Regions from separate parts of the Homo sapiens genome. Here region 2 is linked to region 1. A link is a contact called in ENCODE Hi-C data. All regions are on one chromosome and are shown on one strand. Each heading gives the region's core, a stretch centred on a gene start or an enhancer-like site at or near the end of the contact. The rest is flanking DNA. Distances are from core to core; before and after follow the strand shown.

What was found. Hi-C counts contacts between places; a loop is a spot of excess contacts on that map. Pooled maps may share reads with other maps.
Region 2: a loop to region 1 is called in a map with no recorded cell type, with 10 times the contacts of the local background. The contact joins two enhancer-like sites. A Hi-C loop is called at or near these places in 8 of 37 single-sample maps with no recorded cell type and 4 of 50 pooled maps.

Annotation. Positions count from the first base shown.
Region 1 is chr3:138,684,985-138,688,461 of GRCh38, reverse strand. All of the region lies in intron 16 of PIK3CB (phosphatidylinositol-4,5-bisphosphate 3-kinase catalytic subunit beta), which reads left to right. Among named protein-coding and RNA genes, the nearest start is that of FAIM, 78 kb to the right of the region's middle. Within about 2 kb of position 1,546, at least 4 of the 41 ENCODE cell types and tissues checked have a DNase peak (open chromatin) inside an H3K27ac peak, as active enhancers do.
Region 2 is chr3:138,368,235-138,371,711 of GRCh38, reverse strand. All of the region lies in intron 1 of MRAS (muscle RAS oncogene homolog), which reads right to left. Among named protein-coding and RNA genes, the nearest start is that of MRAS, 21 kb to the right of the region's middle. Within about 2 kb of position 1,976, at least 11 of the 41 ENCODE cell types and tissues checked have a DNase peak (open chromatin) inside an H3K27ac peak, as active enhancers do.

The DNA.
Region 1 (3,477 bases), core at 297-2,796:
TGGCACTATCTTGGCTCACTGCGACCTCCGCCTCCCGGGTTCAAGCGATTCTCCTGCCTCAGCCTCCCGAGTAGCTGGGACTACAGGCATGCGCCACCATGCCCAGCTAATATTTTGTATTTTTAGTAGAGACAGGGTTTCACTGTGTTGGCCAAGCTGGTCTTGAACTCCTGACCTCGTGATCCGCCCGCCTCGGCCTCCCAAAGTGCTGGGATTACATGTGTGAGCCACCGTACCTGGCTGCCCCACCCTATTTTTATATCAGATTCCTAATTTCCAGTTAAACTACTCTTTTCTAATTCATTTGCATTGCCAGAAGAACTCTCATAGGCTTCCATTAGGTGTTTTTAATATTTAGGATTTTTCATGATGTTAAAAACTTTTTCTGATCCCTTACTTTTGAAAAGCCCATTAATGATTGTAATAATAGCTAATGTTTATTCATCACTTATTATGGGTCATTTATTCTTAACAACAACATGGAATCAATATTATTAATCCTCTGAATTTTATAGAACCCTGAAATATATCTCACATCTCTGCCTATTTCCCTTGTGTTCATGGCTACCATCCTAGTCCAAGCTACTATTCTTTTTCACTGGACTTCTTCATTAACTATCTAAATTGTACCCCGTGTTTCCCTTCCTACATCTCCCCCAACATTCTATACACAGAAGATAAAGTGACATTTTAAAAATGTAGACTGTGGCCAGATGCAGTGGCTCACACCTGAAAACCCAGCACTTTGAAAGGCTAAGGTGGGAGGATCACTTAAGCCCAGAAGTTTGAGACTAACCTGCACAACATAGTGAGACCCATCTCTAGAAAAAATTAGAAGGTGGCTTGCAACTGTAGTCCCAGCTACTTGAGAGGCCGAGGTGGGAGGATTGCTTGAGCCCAGGAATTTGAGGTTGCAGTGAGCTATGATTTGATTGTACCACTACACCCTAGCCTGGGCAACAGAGCAAGACCCTGTCTCAAAAAAAGAAGTAGATTGTATTACATCATTTCCCTTTTAAAATCCCTTCAATAATTTTTCATTGCACTATGAGTAAAATTCAAATTTTCTGCCAAAGCCTGTTAGGCCATACTTAGTCATAACTTGCTTATTGTCATCATATAACCATTTTCCACACTGCATATTTTCTGGGAGCCTCAGCTTGATGTTAAAGACAATAAAAGGATGATATATGTATGAACAAATTATTCTAACTCCTGTTTTTTTTTTTTTTTGATTGATGAATTGTGAGAGGAAGACTTTACCCTGTACATAGCTGTTCTTGTTATTACTATAAACTTACAAAAGGACAAGGTGTTGAAACACTTAAAGTATTAGACTTATGTCCATGGGGTATTCAGGACACTGTTCCAGGAAGTGTGGATATCAACACAATTAGAGATGGAGCATGAAAACTTTCAACTGTACAGACATGGAAGAAGTTTCAAATTTCACATACTTGTAAAAAGTTCCTGTTTGCTTAGCCCAGTTTTTATCTGGTTGCCTTGTCACCAGTGTTTGTACAGCTCCTGAAACTGTTGAGAAGTAGAGTGATCTGTGGTTTTAACAGATGGCTAACTTGGTAAGTTTCAGCCATCTCAATTTTATCATCAAGCTGCATAGGTCCTTCCTAGTTTCCTGTGAGCAAGGTCTCAGCCTCTGTGGAAACTGCATGCTTGAATTCATCTCCCTACATAGTCTTAGTGGTTTCCTTGCATAGAAGCAGAATTTAAAAATGAAAACATGTTATAAATTAAATCTCTTGTTCATGGAATTTCAAGCCACATTGTTTATATTTGTGATAGACATATTTTATATGCTTGTTACGGTATACTTTTTAATTCTATTTTTAACATTTGTTTTTTCCAGTTTTAATGATATACTTGTAAAATAAGCTGCTCCTTCTTTATGCGTGGCTGAAGTTGTTATGAATTTTATGTACTGTGACATAAAAGACCCTCAGTTATTAAATAATAAAGTTGAATTTTATTTGTTGTTATTATTTATTTATTTATTTTATTTTTTGTGATGGAGTCTCACTCTGTCACCCAGGCTGGAGTACAGTGGCATGATCTTGGCTCACTACAACCTCTGCCTTCCAGATTCAAGTGATTCTCCTGCCTCAGCCTCCCTAGTAGCTGTGATTACAGGTGTGCGCCACCACGCTTGGCTAATTTTTGTATTTTTAGTAGAGAGGAGGTTTCACCATATTGGCCAGGCTGGTCTTGAACTCCTGACCTCAAGTGATCCGCCCACTTCAGCTTCCCAAAATACTGGGATTACAGGCATGAGCCACTGCACCTGACCCTGATTTATTTATTTTTTGAGACATAGTCTCACTGTGTTGCCCAGGCTGGAGAGTGTAGTGGTACGATCTTGGCTCACTGCAGCCTCCAGCTCCCAGGTTCCAGTGATTCTCCTGCCTCAGCCTCCTGAGTAGCTGGGATTACAGGTGCACACCACCGTGTCTGGCTAATTTTTGTATTTTTAGTAGATAGGGGGTTTCTCCATGTTGGCCAGGCTGGTCTTGAACTCCTGGCCTCAACTCATCCACTTGCCTCAGTTTCCCAAAGTGCTGGGATTACAGACGTGAGCCATCACACCCAGCCTAAAGTTGAATTTTAAACATAATGGTTTTGATTTAGTTGGCCATTGTTGATACACCTTGTACTACTTGCATAAGTTTTTTTTTTTACTTGCATAAGTTTTGATAGCCATAGTTATTATAAAAACAAGTAATTTAGATTTGAATAACAAATAGCATGTCTATATTCACACTTTATTATAAAATAATTCGTTCTAGCTATGCTGTTAATGGAAATAGAATATATTGAGATATCATACAAGAGTGATGACAAGAAGTAGATATTAAGGTTGAATAGCAAGAACCTCAGAGTTACTTCTACATAGGTTTTTCTCTAATACTAGGAAGTTGGCCAAATGGACTGGTTTAGGTTAGTGATGTCTCAAATTCTACTATACAATGAATTGCAGAATTTTGAGTAGTTTAAGTTTCATATTTATCTTCTTTCTTTCTTTCTTTTTTTTTTTTTTTTTTTTTTTTTTTGAGACAGTTTCTCACTCTCTTACCCAGGCTGGAGTGCTGCAGTGGCTTAATCTTGGCTCACTGCAACCTCCACCTCCAAGGTTAAAGCGATTCTTATGCCTCAGCCTCCCAAGTAGCTGGGATTACAGGCAAGTGCCACCATGCCCAGCAAATTTTTGTATTTCTTTTTGTAGAGATAGGGTTTCGCCATGTTGCCCAGGCTAGTCTCAAACTCCTGACCTCAAGTGATCCAGCTGCCTCAGCCTCCCAAAGTGCTGGGCCACATTTATCTTCTTAAGTACCCATAGTGCGCACCTGGCCCACATTTATCTTAAGTACCCATAATCTAAGTCTGCTTTTCTCGAATTTGTAAGATTTTGTTTAAGAAAAGGTTTAAAGAAAGTTTGAAAATGATGCTATAACAACTGTTAAA
Region 2 (3,477 bases), core at 727-3,226, 320 kb after region 1:
GTGGACCCTGCCAGGAAGAAGCAATACCACCTCCTGGTAGGGCATTCCTGGGTAGCACAAAAATCGAGGGAGGGAAAGCTTAATCCTACGGCTGTGTAGAAGAAAAGAAAGAATCCCTGTGCAAATTGGGATGGGAAAAGCATGGTGTACGTGTGACTGGGAAACCGATGGTCTCACAGAGAGGAGGGTGGCAGTGTGGCAGGGAGGACAAAGAACTGGGTGCCCTGTGTGCTCCGCCGCTACTTGGGAAGGCCACTGATCTCTCTGAGCCATAGTTTCCTTATCTATGAGTTTAAAGGGCTGGATTAGATTACTTTTATAATTAGTTTCAGCTCTAAAATAGTCTTCAGTTCTAGATTTTGACAGAAAGGGGGCTGGACACAAATGTGGGTTATGTGGCCACACTGATTTGCATGGGGCTACAGTCGAGAGTCATTGCAGAACCCTTTGTAGTTACTGAAGCCTGATGTTGACATTTAGGACTTCCCCAAAGTGTCGGAGAAGTACAAGCTTTGCTACACTGCAGAGAAAGTGCAAATCTGCCTAGGCTATACTGAAAATACACTTGCGTAAATATATTCATACCCTCTCCTGCAGCTCTACCCCATGTGAGAATTTATTCTAAGGAGATAATCAGAGAAGTGAAGAAAGATGTTAAGAATGGGGGAAAATAGAAATAACTTAATGTTGGGGGGAAAAGTTAAAGTTTATCCATATAATGGAGTACTATGCAGTCATTTAAAAGGAAGATATTCACTAACCTAGAAAAAGTGTGTTGTTATGTATGAAAAAAAGACAGGCTGCAAAACAGCTAGTAAGTACACCTGATCCTAATGCCAGGTGTGGATCCAGGCATTAAGAACTTTAGCAGATGGTTGTCTCTAAGGCAGATTTCAGGGCATTTTCATTTTCTTAATGTTTCAATTTTCTACAACAAGCATGCATTATATTTGTGTACTGGAAAAGTTTAACACTATTAAAATGCTCCCAGGAAAATAAAATGTTCAAGCCACCTGAAAATGTTTGATTTCCTCTCATTCGAGTGGGGATTTCAGCTCCTTTGGGGCAGTATAGGACCAGGTTCCAGCTGTGGCCCCGGAATCTGGTTCCAGCATCTCCCTACAACACGGGACGGGCTGAGGCTTCACTTAACTGAGCTCTTCCATGGCCAAATCCATGACGGTGAAGGCAGGCCAAGGAGAGAGGGCGGAGGGGAGTTGCAGGGTGACAGAAATGGGGAGGGAGGGGTGGCCCAGTGGCCTCTCTCCTTTGCCTCTCAGAGCTGCAGAGCGTGGGGTTCACTCCTCACTGCCCCTCTGCAACTGCTGCTCTGTCCTGGGCAATGACGCTGGGCTATGGGTGAAAGGTGTTTGCTGGTGTTTGGCTTTTTGTTTTGTTTTTGGGTGCTACTGTCACCCAGACGGGAGTGCAGTAGCGTGGTCTCAGCTCACTGCAGCCTCCGCCTCCCAAGTTCAAGAGATTCTCCTGCCTTAGCCTCCCGAGTAGCTGGGATTACAGGCGCCCACCACCATGCCTGGCTAATTTTTTTGTATTTTCAATAGAGACAGGTTTCACCATGTTGGCCAGGATGATTTTGCTCTCCTGACCTTGTGACCTGCCTGCCTTGGCCTCCCAAAGTGCTGGGATTACAGGCATGAGCCACCGTTCCCGGTCGGTGTTTGGCTGTTCTTAAAGCTCCCATTCTCTGCTGGCAGCGACATAACTAAAAAATACTAAGTGGGTGGGAAGGTATTGAAAAGGAAAACCGTTTGTCTTTATTTTCTTCTCAAAAGAAAACAAGATAAGAAATACACTAGTAAATATGCTGGAGTACATGAATGAACCTTTGAGTCGGCACTCAGACCACCCACAGCCAAATCACTTGGGGACTCCTTAAAAAATGCCCTCTGCTTGCCAAGGCAGCTGGCAGGAAATGGCCAGTGGGGGCCCCCTCCTTTTGACAGCACCCTGCTCTCAGAGGTTGAACCCTCAGAGACCACAGGGAGCCAAGCCGGGGTTCCCTTCCCACTTGGGGTTTCCTTCTAATTAGGACACAATGGAACAGGGCTAGACTACTCATTTCACACAAACATCAGACTGGGCCCCTTGTGAAAACCCTTTCAGTGCCCCACAATGCTGAGGAGGAAAGTCCAGGCCCCCTCACAGGACATTCAATGCCTGTCGCTGGCTGCCACTGCTGACCTCTCCAGCCACACCCGTGCCGCAGCCCCTTATACTCTACTGTCACCCCCAACCAGGTTTGTGGTCCCCCAATGTGTCCTGTGGTCACACTGCAGCCTCTGTGCACACCTAAGACCCCCAGGAGAGCACAAACCTCCTCATGGGTCAGCACCAGGCACTGCCTCCACCTGCGCTTTGAGCCCTGAAGTTCCTGCCACAGACGCCACAATGATGCCTAGAATTTTCTAAGTGTTTACTGTGCACAAAAGGGCAGGAACAGCATCTTGTTCTTCTCTGTACTCCCAGAGCCTGGCACAGCATTGGCACAGGGCAGACACTTACTGAATGAACTAGAGGTTCAACACGCATTTCTGAACAATGGTCAGACAACCTACACACCACAGAGCTGGCTTCCTCATGGAGAGAGCTAAGGGACAACTCTCTCAGCCAGGGCTTGGGACTGTCTCTCTCCTACTAAGAGATGAGACTAATGGCACAGACAGGACCCTTGGAATCAAGTGTGAGCTAGAAACAAAGAAGGGGTTTCCAAGGCTGGAGAATGAGTCCAGAGAACCCCCCAATTCCTAAAGGTGCTATCTCATCTTGATAGGCATGTTTCTCCGGCCCCCCCCAAAACCCTGATCAAATGATGTCTTTGCAGATGGGGAGGTCAAGACGCCAAGAGATATGAACCACACTCCTACAAAATAAGCTGGTCTCATGCGGTACAGAGAAAGATTTTTTTAAAACCACTCACAGGCTACGACGAAAAGTCACCGCAGAATGAAAAGTTGGTTGGTTGGTGGGTAAGGAGCAAACTGCTGACATTCACAACACCCCTCTCCTTTCCAGCCTTCTCAACTAAAAAGCACCTCGGAGATCATTCTAGGATGTTAGGTCTTCACTTTTGAGGATGATGGATGTGACCCTTTGAGGTGGGAAGGTGGTATAAGGTAGACTTGGGGTTCTCCTTAAAGTTTCCCCACTATTTTCTGTGCTGAATACTCCTCCTACTGACCAGTTGAGTGACCTTGGGCAAATTACCTTCTATGGCCTCAGTATCTTATTAGTAAAGTGGGTTAGTTGGAGACTCATACTTTGTAGGATTGCTCTAAGCATGAAATAAAATGTGTGAGATATGCTGAGCTCTGAGAAGATGCCCAAATGCTCACTTTCTCACCTTGTTTACTTTACTCCCAAGAAGAGGGAGCACACACACACATATACACACTCACACATACACACTCACACACACACACACTCTCTCTCATTCCCAGCCTCCTCTCAGCATGAGAA